3 separate regions of the Homo sapiens genome follow, and regions 2 and 3 are each linked to region 1. A link is a loop called in an ENCODE intact Hi-C map of the cell type or tissue named here. Cell type or tissue: CD4-positive, alpha-beta T cell. All regions are shown on one strand.

The links. Peaks named below come from ENCODE experiments on the same cell type or tissue, not always from the same donor. Only the 100,000 strongest peaks of a DNase experiment are listed, where the experiment ranks them.
Region 2: it touches region 1 in a loop (2.1-fold over the local background); 3 of 110 quality-filtered maps call a loop at or near these places.
Region 3: a loop joins it to region 1, with 2.1 times the contacts of the local background. A loop is called at or near these places in 35 of 110 quality-filtered maps.

Annotation. Positions count from the first base shown.
Region 1 is chr13:78,654,553-78,662,552 of GRCh38, reverse strand. OBI1 (ORC ubiquitin ligase 1) reads left to right here and starts at 3,398. Exons shown (of 6, transcript NM_024546.4): 1 at 3,398-3,504. The coding sequence starts at 3,433. RefSeq lists enhancers at 4,040-4,119, 4,030-4,990. In CD4-positive, alpha-beta T cell, no CTCF peak of the experiment used is centred here; DNase peaks (open chromatin) are centred at 2,312 and 3,372; H3K4me3 peaks cover 2,621 bases; H3K27ac peaks cover 618 bases.
Region 2 is chr13:79,530,523-79,538,522 of GRCh38, reverse strand. It overlaps NDFIP2 (Nedd4 family interacting protein 2), which reads right to left. Exons shown (of 8, transcript NM_019080.3): 3 at 5,067-5,200. Among named protein-coding and RNA genes, the nearest start is that of LINC01068, 32 kb to the left of the region's middle. In CD4-positive, alpha-beta T cell, no CTCF peak of the experiment used is centred here; no DNase peak of the experiment used is centred here.
Region 3 is chr13:78,603,039-78,611,038 of GRCh38, reverse strand. It overlaps POU4F1 (POU class 4 homeobox 1), which reads left to right and starts at 7,487. Exons shown (of 2, transcript NM_006237.4): 1 at 7,487-7,835. The coding sequence starts at 7,713. It overlaps OBI1-AS1 (OBI1 antisense RNA 1), which reads right to left. Exons shown (of 6, transcript NR_047001.1): 4 at 5,595-5,738; 5 at 3,829-4,067. RefSeq lists enhancers at 2,698-3,557, 3,558-4,419 and a silencer at 7,537-7,696. In CD4-positive, alpha-beta T cell, no CTCF peak of the experiment used is centred here; a DNase peak (open chromatin) is centred at 7,428; H3K4me3 peaks cover 2,285 bases; H3K27me3 peaks cover 6,839 bases.

The DNA of each region.
Region 1 (8,000 bases):
GACGGTACCATACCTGACATTCATGCTACTGGGCCAGCACCCCTGATTAATTTTTAATGTATCTTTATGAGTTTCCTCAGTGTTAACCACAATCCAGGTGGGGTGTACAAATTTAAAACAAACAAAAAAAAGTCTTTCAGGAATGAAAAATAATGTAAGCTGAAATCAATATTTATGAAGTTGTGATTAATTGACTGATGACCAAATGATTACAAAATGTCTGTCTGAAACATCTACTCAAATTTATTAGCTTTGACCAAAAAAATTAAAAAACAATCCAAACTGGGTCAATGAAAGAATAATGCATTCCTAATCAATTTTTAATAGCACTTAAGATTTTATATTTTTTTAAACTTGCTTTTAAATAATTTATCATCAAAATGAATCTGATTTAAACATGGGGTAAAAGGTGTTCCATAGCTATTTGATGGTTTTCTTAGCAAAGAAATTCAATTATGACTGACTTTTTATTACTGAGACACTTTATTAATAATAATACATCTTGCACTTACACAAAGGCATTGGGCCAACATTCTCAGAGAGTCCAGCAAATGTGATCTAGGATTTAGCCCCAATTCTACTGTTATCTGGTGATTTACCTTATGTAGGCCTTGATTTCCTCATCTGTGAAAGGAAAGGCCTGCATAACAACCCCTAAGAGCCATTTTAGCTCTAAATGTTTATAATTCTAAGGATGTAGGACAGCTTTAGCCCATTCCAGATGTCAAATGTAATAGAACTCATCAGATCACAGGGCTGCTCAAAAAGCTACCAAGATGTGGTGATCAAAATTAAGCAGCAGTGAACCACATAATTTTTGTTTTCCTATTAGGGTAATGGTAGGATCTTTTAGTGATTTGGGCCAAACGACATCTATTTAGAACATGAATTGTCAAAAAATGGGAAATGTCCTTCACAGAGCAGAGAAGAGATAATTCCTGACCTTAAGCCACTTGCATTATTAAAAGCAAAGCCTGGGAACTAGCCTGGCATTCATCTGGACTGAGGAAGAGTCCTAATCAATCTATATTGCTAACAATATTATTTGGATATGTGTGTGCATGTGTGAGGGCATATGTGTATTGATTCATAAAACATTAAGTGAATAAAGCAGGTATGTTATGCTATGACCTTGTTTGTGCTTATGTATACAGTAATAGATGAATTAGTATGTTTTAAGGATATGTTCTAGAATGTTAATAGTGATTTCTACACTGGATACAGAGGTGAGGCAGAAATATGGAGGAACTTTTACTTATTTTATATACTTTTTAATGGCTTGTTTTTCTTAAAATGAGCATGTGTTATTTTTATAATTCTCAAAAAGCAATAGAATCTTCCATTTTGAGATTAAAAACAAGTAAAGAAATTGTTTAAAATAAAACAGCCTGAGTTTATTATAAAGGTAGGCTGTAGCAAATGAGAATATTACTATTTGTGGAACAGTAACCTATTACAGACATTAGATAAATTGGATGCAATCCCTGACCTCAAGAAACATAGCCTGTTGTGGGGACAAACACATCACCAACTATAATACAATGTCATCAGCACAGAAATGGCTGTATGGACTGTGCACTGAAACACTGAGAAGCTGTGACAATGGTATGAAATGTGGAAAGAGATGTTAGAGATAGTCTAAATTTTAATACTTTACTTAAAATGCAGGATATGATTTTTAAAATTATCTTTGTGACTACATATTGACACCCATCAACAAGATGATTTACAAGGAAATGAACTTGCCCCATTAAGTAATGGGAAATGTTTTGAAAAGAAATGTCTTTACAATAGAATACTATTGAGCCATAAAAAATAATAAAATCCTGTCATTTGCAACGGCATGGTTGAACCTGGAGGACGCTGTGTTGAGTGAAACAAGCCAGACACAGAAAGACAATTACCACATGATCTCACATGTACAATCTAATAAAGTTGATCTCACAGAAGTAGAGTGCAGAATAGTGCTCACGGCTGTAATCCCAGCACTGTCGGTAGGTCAAGGAGGGGGGATCCATTGAGCCCAGGAGCTCAAGACCAGCCTGGGCAACATGGGGAAACCACTCCCCGACCCTCGAGGCAGGCGGATCACTTGAGGTCAGGAGTTGGAGACCAGCCTGACCAACAGGGTGAAACTCCGTCTTTACTAAAAATACAAAAATTAGCCAAGCATGGTGGCGCATGACTGTAATCCCAGCTACTCGGGAGGCTGGCTGAGGCAGGCGGATGGGATCGCTTGAGCCTGGGAGGTCGCTGTGTTGGCACCTAGTGGTGACAGAGCTAGACCCTATCTCAAAAAACAAAACAAAAGTTGCCAGAAGCCATGGAGCTACCGTTTAGGTAGGAAGTTGTTGGGGGCAGGGATTTCCGCTGAAGCAGCCCAGGTCCAGAACCCCTTTCTCTTAACCATGAGGCTGCTTCTTGAAGTCATACTGCGTCTTTTTCACAAAGATTAGTAAAAGTTGTCCCGATGGTCTTGTCTTTAAATCTCTCAACTCACAGATTTTACTTGTTAGCGTAATTTATCACATCAGCTCTTCCTCGCTTCAAGTAAGTTGCAGATAAATTCCAAATTTGTTATACTGCATTTAAGATAAATTTAGGAACTTTTAGGTTTTTTTCTTTTTTGTTGGTAGGAAACGCAACTTATAACCTCACAAATTCTCCCTTGGGGTTCAACAACACAGCGGTACATTTCATATGCAACCATGCACCTGAAATGAAGACGTGAAAACGTTAATCTCCTTTTGGTGGAAAACCCAGAGAAGCCCACAGTAAAAATGTATTTTCAGGGAAAGCTGCGATTAAATGTATCAGGATCGTCTCGGACACAGATAAGGAGACAATCACTGTTTTCTTAAGTGAATTATTGTGCCCTCTGGAAGCACATTATATTGAGTGGAAAGAGAACTGACAGAGGTGGAAAGCTGTTTTGAAAAAAATTGAAACGTGTAGATAATGTCTTTTCTCTATGTTTTGATTACGCTGTGTTGGCGGATGTGTGGGGTTTAATAATTAGGCGAAAAACTCTCCATCCTTCACCCCATCCAATCCCCGAAAACAATTTGGGGATTTAAAAAATCGCCTTTCCGTATCTTCCTCTTCTGTCTCCACTATTCCGCTTTCCTTTAGATTTTCCAAGATCCTCGATACTTGTAGTAAACTACCTTCCTACACATTCGCAGGAATCTTGCAGCTCCCTAATCAGTGAATTTTCTTTCTTTCTTTCTTTCTTTCTTTTTTTTTTTTTTTTTTTTAATGAAAGGAAAACGCCTTGGAGATCGCGCGTTTCGAAAGCGCGTTTTCGTTTTCTCTCCTGGGCGGGTTATGGCCCTACCGGGGCGCCGTAGCCGGCCCGCGCGTGCCCAGTCTTGGCGAAGAGTAGCGGTAGGTCGGCGGGACTTCCGTGTTGGCGGGATTCTGAACGCTGCCATGGCTCAGACCGTGCAGAATGTTACATTGTCGCTCACTCTGCCCATCACGTGCCACATTTGCTTGGGGAAGGTAATGGGTGATTGTGGGCACAGCTACAAAACGGGGTTGGATAAGTCGCTCGCCGGGGCCGAGGGCCGTCTCGTGCGGGGGCGGGGAAGGGGCGTGAGGCGCGGAGATGGGAGAAAACGCTAACCCGCGTTCTTGATGGGAGGCCGCGTCCTGGGAGATGGGGGTAGCGCACCGTGATTAATGGATTCATCTGGGCGCCTTTCGGAGGAGGGTGACAGCGGCCCGTGGTCTGCCGGGAGGGCGGCGAGACGGCCCTGCCACCGCCCGCGGCCTCACACTGGCAAGACACCGGCCTCGAAGGAGGCCCCATCAGAAACGCATCGCAGGGATATTTAACTTCCCTCTGCAGCCTCGCGTGGCGTGTAGTGAAGCCCATTAAAACACATTTCCTGGGAGCCTCACCTCGGGCTTCTTAGTCCTCTGTAACTAGTGTTCATCCTCTGGGGCCTACGGTGCTGTGTATTGAGTCTTTTCCATTTCCAAGACCTTTTGCCTTTATCCTGGCCTTGAGGATGACCTTTGCTCTGAATTCCTAATTTGAAAAGTAAATAGTAAGTGCTCCTGGAGGGTATTAGAATAAGAGGTGTGGCTTTTAACTCCAAGAATGGGTCAGTCAGGAGATAGAATACTCTCTCTTTGTGATGCAAGAGGTGCCTAGTGTGTTTGTGAAACAAGGTAGGGAAAGTGGTTCTGAATTAGAAACGGAGCTTTGAATATTCTAATGCATTCCTCTCCTCTTTCATTTCCATTTGTGCCTCACTTTCGGTGTTTTAAAGAGCATTTCTTTACCGAATAGATAAAGAAGGGGAAAGATAAACCACCAACTTTTTTCCACCCTGAATTATTTTTACGTCTGTGGTGTGTCAGGGTGTGTGTTTACCCCCCAGCGCAGACTGAGCCGTAGACTCAGATTTGAGAAATACAAACTTCTAGAGCAAGCATTTGAGTGCCGGCCAATACGATCTGCCTGGGGTGTTTGAAGTTCTGTGTGAATTTACTGGATTCAAAAAGTAGAAGAAAGTCAGCATTGGAAGCAACTGATAATTCTGGATAGCAGTCAGAATGAAATGCCAATGAAATAGCAAATGTGCTGGGAGATCATGGATTGGGGATGGCTTGATCAATTTGGAGAGATCAAGGATGGCCTCATCGAGGATGGTGTTTGAGCTGGCATTGAGCTATTACTTACTGCCTGCACGGCTAGGGGGAGGGAAGAAGCGATGTTTCTATTTGCCACAGTCTACATTTGGCTCCTGACATAAAGTTCCTGGAAATATGTGTTAAATTCTGAGTTAATTTCCTCCAACACTGGCTTTAAAGGCTGATAAAAATATTCTTGGGAAGTATTTTGTACACATTATATATAGTTTCCATTAGTTATAGGCTGTCTTTTGCAATTGTATTGACAGTGTTCTGTTTGATTTACCAAACCTATACTTTTTGTATTTAACGAGAGTGATACCTCATAGAATATAGTGATTTGCAGACTACAGAGTGCTTTTGTATGCATATATTATTTTGTTTACTCTTCACACCAATGCTTTAAGATAGGGCTGGTTTTTCCATTTTTAAAATAAGAATATTAAAGCTTAGAGTCTGTGGTTGAACCTCTATACTATCATTTGTGTCTTCAGAATACTAAGACTTTGAGTCTTCATAGTTGAACCTCTATCATTATTACCATTTGTCTTCAGATTACTTCGTAAAACCCTCACCTAAGTTCATCCATGACATCAGGCATTTTTAGTGTTTTTTTTTTCCTGTATTGGTTAACTTTATTCTGAAATAAAAATCAGATAATAAAAATAAAAAGATTAAGACTTTTGTCTTAATCTTATGTGCCAGACTTTATGCTAAACTTTGCACATGCTTCATTTAATCTTCTGAAAACAGAAAGGATGGGGAGTTGATGTTATTACCATATTTCTACTGTTACAGATAAGGAAACAGGCTCAAAAAGGTTAAGCCAGGCGCGGTGGCTCACGCCTGTAATCCCAGCACTTTGGGAGGCCGAGGCGGGCAGATCGCCTGAGGTCAGGAGTTTGAGACCAGCATGGCCAATATGGTGAAACCCCATCGCTACTAAAAATACAAAATTTGCTGGGTGTGGTGGCAGGCGCCTGTAATCCCAGTTGAGGCAGGAGAATTGCTTGAACCTGGGAGGCGGAGGTTGTAGTGAGCTGAGATCGCGCCATTGCACTCCAGCCTGGGCAACAAGAGTGAGACTTTGTCTCAAAAAAAAAAAAAAAAAAAAAATTAAAAATAAAAGAAAATTAATTAATTAAGGATTTTTAAACAGGCTCCTCCCCCCCCCCCCCCAGGTACCATGGAAGCAGAAAGGATATGTGACTGAGGGCCTGAGTTCTACATTCAGGCTAGCCGGGTTCTAATCTAATCTACCACTTACCACTCATACAACCTTTTACAAGTTACTTAACTTTTTTTCTTTTTTTTTTCTTTTTTTCTGAGACGGAGTTTCGCTCTTGTTGCCCGGGCTGGAGAGCAATGGCGCGATCTCGGCTCACCGCAACCTCCGCCTCCCGGGTTCAAGCAATTCTCCTGCCTCAGCCTCCTGAGTAGCTGGGATTACAGGCATGCGCCACCACGCCCGGCAAATTTTGTATTTTTGGTAGAGACGGGGTTTCTCCATGTTGGTCAGGCTGGTCTTGAACTCCCGAACTAGGTGATCTGCCCGCCTCGGCCTCCCAAAGTGCTGGGATTACAAGCGTGAGCCACCACTCCCAGCTTAAGTTACTTAACTCTTTTGAGCCTGTTTCCTTATCTGTAACAGTAAAAATATGGTAATAACATCAACTCCCCATCCTTTCAGTTTTCAGAAGATTAAACAAAGCATGTGCAAAGTTTAGCATAAAGTCTGGCACATAATGTTTAATAACTGTTAGCTTTTACTATAGCCATTGAGGCCAGCCCTCAAACTGAGGAAACCAGCCTTTTCCAGTAATTGTTCTTCCCAGTTGCTTTGTGAGGCTGGAGCACTTCAAAATGAAGATTTGCATTCCCAACCAAATGAGACCTGTTTGTTCTGGAAATTGCCACAGTACATCCAGAATTTTCAGCTGGTTCCATGTCTCTTTTCTTTTTTATAGTGAAAGCAAATTCAGTATGATTGTGCTGCTCACCCTCCTACACGTATTATACTGTGAGATACTAAAACTGGCGTGTCCTCAGGTTCGCTTCTGCTTCCCTGACATAGAGCATCTCTGGCCACTTCTAAGAATGTTCCTAAGGTCCTTCGTGCCTAGCTCTTTTTTAAAGATAATTGTTCTTGTGCTACTGTTACCATATGTCCCCAGATCTCACAGTCAGCATCTTCTCTTTTGATTATTCAACAGAATTAAGGACCATTATCCCTGGAGGGTCACAAGGTGGATACCATGAAGGGGGAGAGATGAGGGCAGGGCATTAAATCTGAAGAGATAGATGCCAGTGGGGATGGAGAGGAAGGAGAGAGAGCCCAGGTATTCACCTGTTAATGCTTTGTCTTTGCACTTAAAATTGGAAAATTTACACCTCTGTCTCTACTTCAGTTTTAAAGGTGAATTTTCTCTACCCAATAATGTTTTTAGTTACTTTGCCAATATTGTAAGTAAGAGCTCTATGTGGCCTGAAGAAGTTAGGTACCATCCCATGGGATGATTTACGCATAACATATTTTCTTACCTATTCTTCCCTGTTTTTTTTTTGTTTGTTTGTTTCTTAAACTAGTGGGCCAGCAAGCAGAAATGTAGTAATGATCTATCCCAGAGTATCTGTTAAGTGACATTTTGATAGTGCCACCAGGCTGTTACAAACCAGTTTACCTCTAGATAATTCCAGGGTTTATCTTTTCAATTGGGACTCAAGCTGTGAAACCAAATTATGGCATGTAATACTTTTTATTGGCCGTGCATGCATTTTGCCATGAGTGAAAGCCAAATGTGGCCCGCAGTTGGTTTTATGAAAGGGTGAAGGAGATTCTCAAGAGAAATGCAAAGCAACTAATGCTTTTCAGCATTAATGTATCATATTCAGTTATTTCTCATTCGACTATGAGTCCAGTTTTGGGTCCTACCCTTTAAGATAAACAATAAACCAGAGTATTTTGAAAACATTTGGGGGAGAATGAAATTGGGATTGGAATGTAGGTGGACTGGAATAGTGCTGGAATGAATGGATATGATAGGGAATCTTTAATTAAAATATTTTTCATTTGGAAGGGACTCAAGCCTTGTGTGGCTCCATAAAATTATGATTTCTACTTAATATTAAGGGCAAGTGTTCTGGCTGAAATAACCAGAAATGAAATCAGCTTCCTTATAATGCAGGAGTTCCTGTGTCTTGGAGTATCCTCTAGTAGACTGACTGTTTCCCATAAGGAATGCTATCAAAAGGATCCCTTCTTTCAGGGATGCCTCTCTTCTTCTCACCCATATTGTTTATTTAAAATATTGAAAATATAGGGCTAGAGACAAAGCCTTATGCAACTTAGAGTCCTC
Region 2 (8,000 bases), 880 kb before region 1:
GTTGGCCAATTTCTCCCTTTTGGAACCAGCATATTTACCCAATGCCTATAGTGCCATTTTATCTTAGAAGTAATTAGCTTGTTTTTGATTTTACAGGCCCGTGGGTGGAAGGGACTTGCCTTGTCTCAGATGAGGCTTTGGATTGTTGACTCTTTGAGTTAATGCTGGAATAAGATTCTGGGGGACTCTTGGGAAGGCATGGTTGTATTTTGAAATGTGAGAAGGACATGAGATCTGGGAGAGGCCAGGGACAGAATTATATGGTTCGATCTGTGTCCCCATCCAAATCTCATATTCAACTGTAATCCTCAACTGTTGGAGATTGGGCCTGGTAGGAGGTGATCGGATCATGGGGGTGGTTTCTAATGGTTTCACATCATTTTCCTGGGCGCTGTTCTCATGAGAGTGAGTGAGTGCATTATTGTTTTTTCTGAGATCTGGTTGTTTAAAAGTGTGTGGCATCACCCCTTCACTCTCTCTCTTCCTCCTGCTCCAGCCATGTAAAATGGGCCTGCTTCCCCCTCACCTTCCGCCACAATCGTAAGTTTCCTGGGGCCTCCCCAGAAGCTGCTATGCTTCCTATACAGTCTGCAGAACTGTAAGTCAATTAAACCTCTTTTCTTTATAAATTCCCCAGTCTTGGGTATTTCTTTATAGCAGTGTGAAAATGGACTAATACGGTACACATCATCTCAGTTGAGTGTGAATAACTCAATTTTGTGAGGCCAAGTCTGAGAAGCTAGGGCTCTGCTCAATATCACATAATTAGGAGGGTCAAAGTGGAACTTGAATCCAGGACACTGATGTTGTTTCCACACAATCATGGTAGTCTCACTAAGCATACTGCTATCCTGAAATAAAAAAACTTTCAAAACCATTTTATATTGCTTATTATTCGGGCACAAAGATCCCTTAAATTGTGCAATCATATATCATAGGTAAACTCAATATACTAAATTTAATGACTGGCCATGACTAAGTGCATATTTATAAAATTTTAAATAATTTCAAATTAATTCAAGAAATAAACATTAAAGCACAGTAAGAACAAAAAATTGTCAGTGTGATGGCAAAAATATATTTCATACTGTGTATTTTAAAACATCAGTCCAGGCCAGGTACAGTGGCTCATGCCTGTAATCCCAGCACTTTGGGAGGCCGAGGTGGGTGGATCACTTGAAGTCAGGAGTTCAAGACTAGCCTGACCAACATGGCGAAACCCATCTCTACTAAAAATACAAAAACAAATTAACCAGATGTGGTGGCGTGCTCCTGTAGTCCCAGCTACTCAAGAGGCTAAGGCAGGAGAATCATTTGAACTGGGGAGGCGGAGGTTGCACTGAACTGAGATTGCACTACTGCATTCCAGCCTAGGAGACAGAGTGAGACTGCGCCTCAAAAACAAAACAACCACCACCAAAAAATCAATACAGAAATTTTATCAAAAGTCATCATTTAGGAAAAAAAAAAAAATTAAGACAAGATCTCACTCTCACCCAGGCTGGAGTGCAGTGGCACAATCATGGCTCACTGCAGTCTTCATCCGGGATCACTACAGCCTCAATCTCCTGGGCTCAAGTGATCTTCCCACTTCAGCCTTCCAAGTTGCTGGAACTACAGGTGCATGCCACCACACCTAGCTGATTTTTTTTTTTCTTTTTAGTGGAAATAAGGTCTCGCTGTGTTGCCCAGGCTGGTCTCAAACTCCTGAGCTCAAGCAACCTGCTTGCCTCAGCCTCCCAAAGTGCTGAGATTACAGGAGTGAGTCACTGCAATATGCCCAAAGATGTCTTTTATAATATTAATAGAAAAAATCGAAACACAAACATTTGAAAATAATTGTTCACTCTAGAGGAATGGCCACTAAGTTTCAATAGCATATTGATTACAGGGAATTTAACTATTAAGTAACAGGGAAATATTTATATAAGATGTTTAAAAAATAAAATGGTATCTAGGCAATAATTTCAACTACATTAAACATTAATTTGTGAATCCTGAAATTGGTAAAGACATCAAAATATTTTAAAATAGAGAGCTGTAACAGAACACCTGTGGTGTTTTCCTCTTTCTATTTTCCCACATTGGCTAACACAAAGAAAGCATTCATTAACTTAATCAACTGTCATTGACTAAACAACAAAAATGTGCCTGATAAATAACTAGGTACTGGGAATGTAAATGCAAGATCTCTGTCCTGGTGTTGCTCATGATTTATCTAGTCAAAAGACAAGTTACTGCAACAATTTAAAACAAGTTACAAAAAAAGAGCCCTACCCATTATAAGATGAAATGAGTCTACCTGAAGAACAAGCCATGTTCTAAACATCTTATAAAATTAATAGTTTGGAATTAGCATTTTTCATAGAAATATTAACAATGAGTTGTCATTTTCAGAAATCTACTTAACCATTCCATAACATACGTGCAATTCTACACATCAGAAATAGGAAATAGTAAAAACAGTAGTTTTAAAGTCTCTTGACTATCTATATTCTCCCAGTGAGAGTTGATTTAGGAAACAAGCTTTCAACTCACCCAGCTGAGACTCATTTACAACTGAATGTACTCAAATGCTAATTTGATGAGACTTTTTTTCAATTTTTAAATTTTGTTTGTAATTGACAAAAACTGTATATATTTATGATGTATTACATGATGTTTTAAAATGTGTATACATTGTGGAGTGGCTAAATTGAGCTAATTACCATGTACAGTACCTCAAATATTTTTTTTGTGCAAGAACGCTTAAAATCTACTCTCCTAGCAATTTTCAAGCATTGACCAATTTTTCATCTCAATCAGGTAATGGAGACTCATATGCAAACATTCATACTCTGCACAAAGAGGGTGCTGAAGCACCGGGTTAGGAAGCACTGGTAAATTTATAAGATTTTTTACAAGACCTAAGTTAGTCTCTTGTACACAATTCTATTAATACTTTGCTGTCTATGAAATTTTCCACAATGCTCACAAGCTGGGGTTACAATGATATCAGAAGCAGGTAAAAACAGGGAGCTTTTCTTTATGGACATGTTCCAATTCTGGCTGAGGATTACATTTACTTTCTAAAACAGGGTGCTGGAAATGATGACAATGAGGGAATGGAACAGTAATACTTCAGACTTTTCTCTTCAAAAGGGGTAAAATCAACTTTTCTCAAAGCACACTTACCAAGACTTAATGCTTCCTACCTTGTCTTTAGAATTCTATCCTATTGTATGGAAGTTAGGGCAGTAAATGATCTACGGTCCATAATACTTCTTAAGGTCTCTGGGCAAACACCCCCTGAGAAAAGGAGTTATTGGGACTTTCATAGCTAGAGAGGAATCAATCTACTTCACTGAGAGATGTGCATGTTCATTTACAAATATATGTGTTCTAAGTAACCGAGAACTTATTTAGACAAAAATACCCTATTTAGATCTATCCTCCTCCTCTGTGATGTTCCCCTCAAAGCAACAAAAATTCTTATTGACTCAGCTATATTATGCCACTGTGTTAAGAGACTTACTTTCCTCCTCTGTGAAGGAAAAGGCATAAAAAATAAATTCGGAGTTTACTGTCTTTATCTACCTTCATAACTGTGTCCAAAGCTATTTATGTTGACGTTTAACCCTGTGTGTGCTGGAAGAGGGTAGTAGGAGCAGGCATAAATAGGGTTATTGCTGATCAAAGAAACACATTCAGGGCACATGCTCTTCTCTCAGAGGATCTGCTTGCTGGGCTCTGACCTCATAGCAGCTAGAGGAGAATGCCATACATGGAAGCACATCTCTCTCCCTTGACTCCTCACCTAATTCTAGCTTTCCTGGGTGAATTGATTTTTTTGTCTTTTTCCCGAACAAAATGGGGTGAATCCAGGGATCTGAAACGGCATCTCTCAAGTCTGAAGCAAGAAAAAAAAGGCAAAAAATTCTAGCCCTCCTTGCAGCCACACTAAAATGTAAATAATTTCTGCCTCTTACCTGGCTGCAGAATAGTAGATGTGTATGTATCTCACTGACTCTCCATTACTGAGACAGCCACTCCATTTACCAGAGCAAAGAGTAATACACATGTATCTCATTAACTCCATTACTAAAACATGTAGATGAGGAAGACAGAATGCTTGATCATCATTCCAAAATTCTAGAGTAGAATGTTATCAAAAAAAAAAAAAAAAAAAAAAACAGCTGACAAAAATAATTTGAAGGCCTTGTAACATTTCTCTGTGTTTTTTGGCTACCTTGAGTTCTTTCACAGTCACTAAACTGGCTATGCTAATATAGAAACATAAATAGAAAAAAAGATGATTCACAATTAAAATGATAGGCCATGGAATTCAAACTATGTAAGAAGATAAATAAGTACATGGACAGCAAAGAGGTCAGTGGACTTGAGGTCCAGGCAAAGAGAAGAACTTTCCAAGTGGTGGTAACCAGAGTGAGTGAGTTAGGATGCGAAGTGAAGGCTAACACATGAGGGGCCTGAAATCAAAATTTAGGAAGGGATAAGCGGGGAAGAGCAATAGAAAAGAGGAAGTCAAGGGATAAAGAAGGTGAATTTAACTAGGAGAATGCCAATTTCAACAAAAAGTGACCACACACATAAGCAACAGTAGAACAAATACAGTAACCCTTCAACAATACACGGGTTAGGGACACCGACCCACCTGCATGCGGTAGAAAATTTGAGTATAACTCTGACTTCCCCAAAACTTAACGACTCACAGCCTATTGTTAACTAGAAGCCTTACTGATAACATAAACAGTCGATAATACATAAACTACTATTTACATGTATTTTATACATTCATTACAGGCCTTTTCTTAATTTTTTTGATATTTCTAGGCTATGCAATTTGTCCCAAGTTTTTTCAAATTGCTGCAGATCTCCAAAATATTTTTCCAATATATTTATTTAAAACAATCTGCATACAAGTAGACCTGTGCAGTTTAAACCCATAATGCTCAAAAAAAATCTACATACACACTTACACACAAAGAACTGTTTTTAGTATTACTAAATGTATATATCAATTAACGAAAATAATTTTATCAAAAGAAATGATGAAATTTTCTTACTCTTTGAGATGTTTCTGCTGCTGCAGCTGCCATTGCAGCAGCTTTAGCCTTCTCAGCTTCATCGTATGTAGGAAGAGAGGTAGCAACGCTATAGGGAGGTGGCACGGGATAAAACTCACCGTAAACTTCTGTATCTGAAGAAAGAATTCAAAAAGAATAACCAATAAAATCTATTTAATTTTGTAGCCATAGCCATGACTTAATAATTTACAACTGGCCACCAATACAGGACTACTATTGCTATTATAGGCCTATGTTATAAGCTATAAAATATATAAATTACTATTACAATCATATATCTTACTTTAGTCCAAATTTATTATAAAGAGAAAGAATGGATAAATACCGTTTAAAGGCTAATACACTAAACAAGAACCTCTAGAATGAAATTCTGAAAAAGAGTGCCAGACAAGAGAAGTAAGAATCTCATAATATATGAGTATTCTCTATGTGCTTATTAGTATGCACAAAGAACTTAGTTTACTTGCCCACTATCTCACAGCCAAAAAAGCAAAAAGAAAAAGTAATAATAACAAACATTTACATAATACTAACCATTTCATATACCACTTCTGTATACATTGATCTTAGCATCTCTGAGGTTCAGGAAAGTTAAGTTACTTGCACAATATTAAACATTTAAGTGGCAGACACAGGAAGCTCCTGACCCCAAATACTTTGCTCCGATAACATACAAGGGGTAATTTTTTTACACATCTTGATTTCAGCAACGGCTCTAATCTCTTAAGCAAATTCAGTATTTCCCTTTGCTAAAAGATTGAAGTTTTACTTTTCCACTCTTGTCCCTTTCTCTTCCCATTTTTCCTTTATCCAGCTAGTTCTTTAGATTTCCTTTTATAAGTATTTCTCACCCCAATTTTTGAAATATAATCTCCAGAAATACATTACAATAGAAAATACAGACTGCTTATTTTAAAAATAAAACCCATCACTTATTACAACATAAGTAATAAAGTAAAGTGCTATACAGGTCAATCAACTCATTAGACTTATGCTAGAGTCACTGACACACACACAAAAAAGGGAGGTTCTAAAAGTAGCATACACCACACTGTTTGACATCACTTTTGTATTTTCCTCCATTATAACAACAGTAGTTTTATATAAGCATACCTGGTTTTATACACTTTGCTTTTGTGCATTTTGCAAATACTGTGTTTCTTACAAACTGAAGGTTTGCGGCGGCAATTCCACATTGAACAAGTGTATCAGCACCATTTTTCCAAGAGCATGTGCTCACTCTGTGTCTCTGTCCCAGTACTTCTAGCAATATTTCAAATGTTTCCAGTGCCACTATTGTATCTTTTATGGTGATCTGTGATTAGCGATCTTTGATGTCACTATTGTAATTGTTTTGGGGCACCACAAACTGTGCCCATAGAACACAGGAAACCTAATTGATAAACACTGTACGTGTTTTGTCACACGTCTCTCACTCTAATTCAAAAGCTAGAAACAATCAAGCCTAGCAAGGACAGCATGGCAAAAGCCAAGATACACCGAAAGCCAGACCTCTTGCTCCAAACAGCCAAGTTATGAATGCAAAGGAAAAGTTCCTGAAGGCAATTAAAAGTGCTACTACAGTGAACACATGAGTAATAAGAAAGGGAAACTACTTTATTGCTGATATGGAGTAAATTCTAGTTCCAGTTAGAAGATCAAACCAGCCACAACATTCCTATATGCCAAAGCCTGGTTCAGAGCAAGGTGCTGACTCTCTTCAATTCTATGAAGACTGAGAGAAGTGAGGAAGGTAAAGAAGAAAAGTTGGCAGCTGGCAGAGGTTGGTTTATAAGGCTAAATCAAAGAAGCCATCTTCATAAAAGTGCAACATGAAGCAGCGAGTGCTGACGTAGAAGCTGCAGCAAATTATGCAGAAGATCTAGCTAAGATCATTGATGATGGTGGCTATGCTAAACAACAGATTTTCAATGTAGATGACACAGCTTTCTACTGGAAGATGCCTTCTAGGACTTTCATAGCTAGAGAGGAGTCAATTCCTGGTTTCAAAGCTTCAAAGGACAGGCTGACTCTCTTATAAGGATTTAATTCAGCTGGGAACTTTAAGTTGAAGCCAATGCTCATTTACCATTCTGAAGATCATAGAGCCCTTAAGAATTATGCTCAGTCTACTCTGCTCCATAAATGGAACAACAAAGCCTAATGACAGCACACCTGTTTATAGCATGGTTTACTGAATGTTTTAAGTCCACTGTTGAAAGCTCAGGAGAAAAAGATCTTTCAAAATATTACTGCTCACTGACAATGCACCTGGTCACTCAAGACCTCTGAAGGAGATGTACAAGAAGATTAATGGTGTTTTCATGCCTACTAAGACAACATCCATTTTGCAGCCCATGGATCAAGGGGTCATTCTGACTTTCAAGTCTTATGATTTTAGAGCTATATTTCATAAGACGATTGCTGCCACAGATAGTGATTTCTCTGATGGATCTGGACAAAGTAAACTGAAAAGCTTCTGGAAAGGATTCACTATTCTAGATGGCATTAAAAACATTCAGGATCATGGGAGAAGGTCAAAATATGAACATTAACAGGAGTTGGAAGTTGATTCCAACCCTCATAGATGACTGAGGGGTTTAAGACTTCAGTGGAGAAAGTAATTGCAGACGTGGGAGAAACAGCAAGAGAAGTAGAATCAGAAGTGAGGCCTGAAAATGTGACTGAATTGCTGCAATCTCATGGTAAAACTTAAATGAATGAACAGTTGCTTCTTATGGATGAGCAAAGAAAGTGATTTCTTGAGATGGGAGATACTCTTGGTGAAGATGCTGTGAACATCGTTGAAATGACAAAAAAGGACTTAGATTACATAAGTTTAACTGACAAAGCAGTGGCAGGGATTGAGAGAATTGACTCCAGTTTTGGAAGAAGTCCTAGTGTGGGTAAAAT
Region 3 (8,000 bases), 52 kb after region 1:
GCAGTTTTGTTTGTTTTTTGGTCATGACTTAGTATTCATCTTTTATTTTTAAAATCATTCCATCCAAAAATGCCAAGTCTTTTTCCTGTTTTATGGAGTTAGCTGACACACAAAAAAAGAACATGGTACAGTAGTTTACAGTCCTTTAATTTCAAGTCGGCTTTGTTTCCCAATCATCTCTTGGCCATCTACATTGGTTTGAAAAGACTACTGAAAAAGACAACTTGGTCTTGAGTCTATGATGTTTCAGGAACTTCTTGTTTCTACTTGAATGGTTTTCAATGATTCAAAGTGAAATACATACACTAGATTTCTCCCCCTTTTGTGCCTTTGGATGGTATTTGTAGAGAGAATCAAACTGAGATTAACTGTTTATGGGATGTACTTTATTAGATTAGAAGGGTTTCCCAGAGCCTCATAAGAAGTTCTTTCATTCCCATTTGTGGGAGTCCTACAACACAGCTTTGGCCTATCACGATGTAACCTGATCCTTTTAATAATACTTGGCAGAGAAAACCTTTTAAGCAATGATCTGAGTGCACAGTGAACATTTATTGCCTAATTCTCGGAACCCCAGTCAGCTAGGAAGCATCTGTGAAGATGCAGATTTCTTTACAGAACCCACCTGGAGTGCAAGTTAGGGCGATCTTCAGTTTTATATGACTGAGACAGTCTAGAATGCCTTGAGTTGCAGCTCCACTTCAGAAACAAGGCAGATTCTTAGGCCTGCTATGTCTTTTTCTTGTCATTATCCTAGATTCTAAGTGTTGTGTCTTAATAAGGAGCAGACCTTCTCTAATAAATGTTAGCTTATTGGTGTGTAGAAGTGTGGGCCTTATGTGACGTTTGTAATTTGGGGATATAAAGATCCTTTTCCCAAGAGATATGGCTTGGCCCTTTACTGAGACTTACTGGGAGGTGGGAGGATGCAATTCTAATGCATTTTGATACTTACATTATTTGTGAGTAGAAAAATGCCCCTGTTGGGGATAGCGTGGAGCAGTGAGAAAGTCTGGCGTCTTCACAGACCTGTTACTCGTACTGGGTCTTGAAGGGTGAATAAGAGTTCTGCGCAGAAGAGGACACCTCTCCTGTGTGTCGGGCTGTGCTGAAGGATACGCCTATTTAGCCTGTGTCTCAGAAGAGGTGCTGAAGAAACCATTCCTTAACATCAGGGCTCCTATTTGAAAAAAGTTTTCCCGGATTGCTCCAGCCTGGGTTTACACGTTTGGCTTTGCTCCGCCTCCTCTCGGAGTCCCCAGAGGCTCTTGGGCTTGCCCCAACCTCCTGAGCCGGCGGCCTGATGGCGAGACAGTGGCTCCCTGGGCGCTGGAACGTTTAGGCGGTGGCGAGCTGGCCCATCATCTGTCCATTAAGACGAGACTTGACCTTTTGAGGGCAGGAAGGGGCGACCTCGCCTAACCCACCGGGTCATCTTTGTGTTCGGGTTGGGGAGATGGGGTCCGGCCCGCCAGCCTCGGCTCTGAGCCCTCTTCTGTCCCTGGGATTACAGCGAACTCGGCCTTCTCGGATTCCCGCCGCCGGTGCCCGCTCTTCCCTTCCCCTCTAGCCCCCACCGGACCCCCACTCCCCAGTCTCGGGAAGACAGACGCGCCCTAGCCCTTCCAGCCCGATTTTCCCACTTTCTCGGGGGCGCTCCGGGCTGGTCCCGCCCAAGCTCCACCCGAACGGCCCGCCCTGCGGTTTCCTTTCATTTTATTATTACTCGTGAAACCTGGCGATTAAGACGCGAAACCAACAAAGAGTTTTCTTTCCACCTTAACCTTGCACACAATCCTTTAACAAATTAATTAATCCTAATGAATTAACACTTCATTTATTTAAACGCGCTACAGTTCATGAATTAAATTTTCATGCAGTGATTAAAGGCTGTTAAAATATGCATGATTTCGTTAAAATTTTATAATAAATCAGGGCAATGTGTTACATGACAAGGCAACTATTTCCCAGTCCCTCGCAAGGGGCTTTGATTTGTGCGGGCGGCGGGAAGGAGGGGCGGCTGGCGGCGGCGCCGGCGAGCGTTGGAGCCGGGTGACAGGACCCAGCTCCGCACTCTCGGGTTTGGACTCGCGTCCTTGCGGTTTTCTCCACAGCTTCCAGACCCTTTTGGGGATCTTGCTCCTGGAGGCAGAGCGGAGCCTGCGGAGAGCGACAGGCACCCGCTTCCAGGTCCTCGGAGCCGCGCTTGTGGGGGCTGGGGGTCCCCTGCTGCCCATTGACTACCTCCACCCCGAGCGTCCGTGCGTTCTGGTGGCAGCAGACGGCAGGCGGCTATCCGCGGAGCAGGAAGGCGACAGAACTTCCTATGTCCTTGCGTGGGGTCATGGGCAGGCGTGTCTGTTGTGGAGTTTCGTTTGTTTGTTGTTGTTCTAACCCAGGACCTGGAAGCCCCTTCTCTGATCAGCGCCTTCTTCCAGCTTTGAATGCGGCAGGGCCCAGGCGGGGCGGGGACGTCTCTGCTCCTCCTGGGACCTAAATCACAGGAGTCCTTGGCCACGTTCAGCCATAAGACATTATTCACTTGGGCTGCGAAACTCCTGGCAACTATTAGGCAGGGGAGGCCCAGCCCCTGTTGGGACAGAGACGTAGTAGTCATGTGTCACCCGTAGGGCTTTCACAAGGTAGGTGGGTTTCATGTCCACGGAGAGATCAGGGTGGAGATATGTACATAGGTCTATATCTATAGATATAACGCCAAGAGTGACAATAGTCAGCAGTGAACTTTCCTGGGACGCATCATCTGGGTCTCTAGGTCATCAACGACATCTCAAGGTGGTCTGGTTAACGTCCAGGAAAATGTCCCCAAGGGAAGTTGCATTTAAATTAAACGACCAGACGAAAGAAAACTATATTTCCCACCAGTTTCCTTGAGAACCTCCTCTGCCGGTCCCAGCTGGAGCCCAGTCTGAATGCCTTAGAAGCAGAGATGACGACGGGCCCCAGTACCGCCAACCACTCCGGGCCTTAGGGACCAGAGGAGGAGAGAGGCCGAGGGAGCTCCGCAGTGCCAAGCAGAAAGGGAGGACGACGGTCTCCGGGAAATCTCCGAGCCTAAGCGACCCGGAACGTGGCCCGGAGAACTCCAACCTCAGCTCTGGGCTGGGTCCCGCGGGCCTCGGAGGGCAGGCCACTGCCCGGGATGGCCCCCAGTGAGGCCAGCGAGGAGCCCAGTAGCTATCGCCTGGGAGGTAGCGGACCAAGATGCGCGACACTGGGATCAAAGCAGCTCAGGCATGACCCTGGGAAGGCGGCCCAGAGGGGAAGCGAAAGTTCCACCGTCCTTTCTCCATTCCTTCCTCCATTCCACCCTTCAGTGTCAGAGCCCAGGGCGCCGGGACAGCCCAAGGGCAGCCCCTGTTCTGAGACCCGAAGATCTTACCCATATCCTGCTCCCCTGCTGTCTGCCCTTTCACATGTGCTTAAAACAACCTAAGTGGCCTCTAAAGCCAGCCGACCCTGGGCCCTGGGGGCTTCTCCTGCATGCAGGGCGCTGGCTGCGTGGTGAAATGTGCCTCCTTTCAAACTAAACAATTGCCTACGCACAATGTAGCTCCCCGAGTCTGCGAGAAACACAGCTCCGGCTTCGGCCACCAGAACCCAAGGTGGCCGGGCCTGCAAGTGGGGCCCGGTTTCCAGAAGGAGCGAGGGGCCCGGCCCCCCTCCCCTGTATACCCACTACCGCCACGCACTTATGTCGAAGTCCCTCAGACCCGATCCTGAGTCCCTAAACCCCAACAGACAACTCGGGTTCAACCCCTCGGAGGTGAGAAGGTGGGGCGAGTAGTGGCTGCGGAGTCAAATACTAACTTTCTCCGCACCCGGTCGGAAGGAGGATGTCAGTGCCCAGGTGGGCAGCAGCTATCAGGCGCGCTCTCCAAAAGTGGAGGATGGGAAGTTGGCGGTTCAGGTCAAAGGTGAGGAGCGTTCACCCCAGACAGTGCGGATCCTGGCACAAAACCTCTCCCGCCAGTCCTCACGCCAACCAACGAAGGTCTGCTCCCTTAGGTCGGGAAAAGGGCGCTGCCAAAGGAAACGGGAAGTGAGGCCTGCCAAAGGAGGAGGAGAAAATTAATTAATGAGGGAAAGAAATGTGTCTCTGATCCACATGATAGACTCCCTGTCCCTGGGGGCGGAAATTCCTTGGAAATCAATAGTTGTGCATTCATTATCCTTCTCTTGATAAAATGCAAAGCTATGAGATGAGGAGGAGGAGGAGATCTGTGTTGGTCATTAAATAAGAAGGAAAAAAAATTGCCCAGGAATCTATGCCAAGGCTCAGACCCCATGTGGGTATCATTAGCACAGGCAGGGGCCAACGAGTTACAGCAGTTGCCAAACCAGGAAAACAAAACAGTGACATATGGGTGAGCTGAGCCCAAGCCCACCACCTTTTCCTTTTACGCATCAGGAGGAAAGTAGGGAGAGGCTTGATATGGTCCAGGGAACTGCCTGCAGATGTGCCAGCATGCCCTATTCTTTAGCCTGGGCTGAGAACCAACGAGGATGAGGCATGATAACTGTCCAAGCATCACCCGCTCCATATTTCTATACACATCCCTCTCATCACACCTGTTATACCTGTGTCATAGATGCCTTTTATCCGTGGCTTCCCCACGCACATACACTGTCACCTCCTGCAGGGCAGGTACTCATATTGTATACCTCATTTTATCTCCAGTGTCTTGTACTGGGCCAGACTACCGCTCAGCAAGAATTTGAGGAAGGAAGATAAGGTAGCAAGTTAATGAGGGCGGAGTGAAATAATTGGCTCCTGAAAAAGAACAGGCTGGAATAAAAATTTACAGCTCTGCCTGGGGAAAACACACCCCTCCTTTTTAAGGAGAATGTAGACCCCCCCATCCCCCCACCCAGGGATCTTCCTGCAATCTCCAACCAGCCCTGGATTGTTGAACAGCCCCTAGGCCACCACCCCTCCCCCAGGCTACCCGAAACTGGCCTCTCTTCCTTCCTACACACGTGTTTTTTGGTGGGGTACTTTTCCTGTGACAAACTCTGCACTAAGTGCTATAGTGAAGATGGATGTATCCTAGATGGGCTTCCTATCCATGGTGGGAGGGGGAGGGAGGATTGTACCCATAGCCCTCATGTTTCTGGTCCCATCAAAACACCCAATACCCCAAGCAAAGATCTGGCCTCACCCCAAGGTGGGGTATTCCTGTTGTCGAAAGAGAGGTGAACAGGGAAGGAAATCTTGGTGGGACTAACTCCTAACTTCAGGCTAAGGTGGCATCTCTCCGCTGGGTTTAATGGAAGCCTCCCAGGGTTGGAGGGTGAACCGAGGTGCCTTTTGGGTACTCAGGAGCTCACCTGGCTCTCAGAGGCCCCACCCGGCCGCAAACCTGTACTGTTTACCTTTCTGTTGCTCCTGTACCCTTCAGGGTCCCTAAAGACCAGCGCTTCCTTGAGAGGGGAGGGGCAGGTTCCAGGCCCTCACCCTCTGTGGGGGCCTTTTCTTTCCCGTCAAGAGAGAGCGCAGGGAACGGCCACCAGGGGTGTCAGGAAGGACTAGGTTAAGCCCGGACTCCCGGTGTGATGACTACCGTAGGACTCACTCTTTCCCTCTAGCGACGTCCTGCTCATCGTCCACTCCCCGTTGAGATAAAGTTGCATTTAGCGCTCCCAGGGGACTGCGTAATGGATGGAACCAGCTCCTTCTCTCACCAGCAAGTGAACATCCTTCTCACTTCCCTCTGGAGCTAGAAGGAAGGGAGGGGGTGGGGGGGAACATGAAAAGAAAGAAAGAAAAAGCCATGGTGACGCCTGTGGGCTCTTCTTGGAATCTGAGTAGGTGAGTGGGTATGCTAAACACACATGCATTTGTGCAGAGGAAAGATAAAATCCACGGGAACGCAAATTTAGGTTTATAGAAATGAGATCTGCTCTTTGGTGGAAATACAGACTTCCTTGGTGTGGGAGAGAACAGAAAGATTATCTGATTTCTGCTTTCCATAAGCAGCCCCTTGCTGCTCTCCAGCTCTCTTACCGCAGATGTGATAACATCTGGGCTGTTAGGTTATTATCACCGCGAGCAAGTGCTCCTTCCCTGGGGACTTTGGCACCTGAACTGTGGCTCCCCTGGGAGGCTCTTGATCTGCTACCACATAAGGGCCATATAACAGGTTGGCTAATTGATTTATTCTTTTTAGGTCTTAATTTCACAATAATTTTTTAAAAATTTAAAAACTGGACCAGAGCTTGTCCCCGTTCTTTCAAATTGGCTTGATTTAATATTTTTGAATCAAGCTTTCCTGTAAGTTAGTTTGATCTGTCTCCTATTGAAAAAAATATATATAAGCAGGCAGAGATATGAGGCAAAAAGCCAAAAAGATGGAAGGGAAAAGAAAGTTCTCTTTTCAACATCTTATTCCCTTTTCTCTGAAGCAGTTTTCCTGGAGTTCCCAGCATAAAGTGTGTGTGTGTGTGTGTGTGTGTGTGTGTGTGTGTGTACGCTGAGGGGAGGAAGGATCCCAACTACACCCTGTTAACTGTTTTTTCCTTTTGATTACTAGAAGCCTTAGATCACCCGGAGCTCGTTTGAAACGTGGGTTTGTACACGGTTGAAGGAGACAAACAATAAGAGAAATGCACAATTTCATTTCAACAGCTTTTCCCGAGTAGAAAGCACACGCTCCTTGTGGCTCCTAAGTGGCTGTCACTGGCGGTGCCTGACACAGTTATATTCACAACAACAACAAAAAAGTATGCGGAGGAAATTAAATTATATGGAAATCAATAGCGTCTGACTGCTTCAAACAAATGTCTGTCACCGCGATTATTCTCCAGGAACCTATTTATAAACCTTTAAAGAAACAGGTTCTTGCAGCAAAAGACAGCACCTTCTGCATTTCTGTGTTGTTATTTATACTGTATACAGAGGAATGCGCGGGCATAATTTAACGTAGAAATGTCCAGCTGTATACATTATACAACAGCTTGTTAGGCATCCCGAAGAGGAGGAATGCCTAAGTAATGCTCATATATTCAAGGCTTGCTATCAGGGAGAAGAAACATACACACATACACACACACGCACGCACACACACACACACACACACACATAGAGGGGCGTGCGCGCATCTCGTCTTTTTTATTCTAAAAGGTGCCCACCCTTAGACAATAGCTGGACCTTCTGATCTTTCCAGACCACGGTGGGAAAGGTGAGGCGGGCAGTGCGCATGCCCGGGTAGCTACAGGTGCATCACCTGCGCTGTCCTTGCTGGTGGTCACTATAAGAGCGGCTCCCACGCGCTGGTCGCGGCCGGACGAGCGCGCGCGCGCGCAGACGCACGGGGCCGCCGAGAAGGAGAGCGCGCGTCAGACAGACGGAGACAGCTGATGCCTGTCAGCGCGGTGGGGCCGCGAGCTCTCGCGAGAGCTCCCCGGGACGGCCGCGAGAAGTGGGGCTCAGGTGTTAGAGGAGTGCATCCCGTCGGCGCGCGGGGCTAGAGCTGTCGGAGAAGCGGGACCGCGAGGCCGGCGCGCGGCGCTCTGCGCGGTCAGAGGGAGCGCCTGGCAGCAGCAGGAGCAGCAGCAGCAGCCCGCGGCGGGGCCGCCGCCAGCCGCCGCGACCGCCGCGGCTGCAGCCTCCGAAGGGAGGCCGGGTGAGCCGGCGTACGCACTTTCCCGCGGACTTTCGGAGTGTTTGTGGATATACATGCCAAGCCGCCACGATGATGTCCATGAACAGCAAGCAGCCTCACTTTGCCATGCATCCCACCCTCCCTGAGCACAAGTACCCGTCGCTGCACTCCAGCTCCGAGGCCATCCGGCGGGCCTGCCTGCCCACGCCGCCGGTAAGCGCCCCACGCCCGCGGCCCCGGCCCGCGCGCCCGCCCCTCCCCGTCTCCGAAACGCTGCATGTCGGGGGCTGGTGTGTGCAGGTCCCGGTGCGGGGAACTGCGGGCAGGGGGTGTAGAGCAGTCCCGCAGCGAGGCACGTTTTGTCCGGCGGCCCTTAAT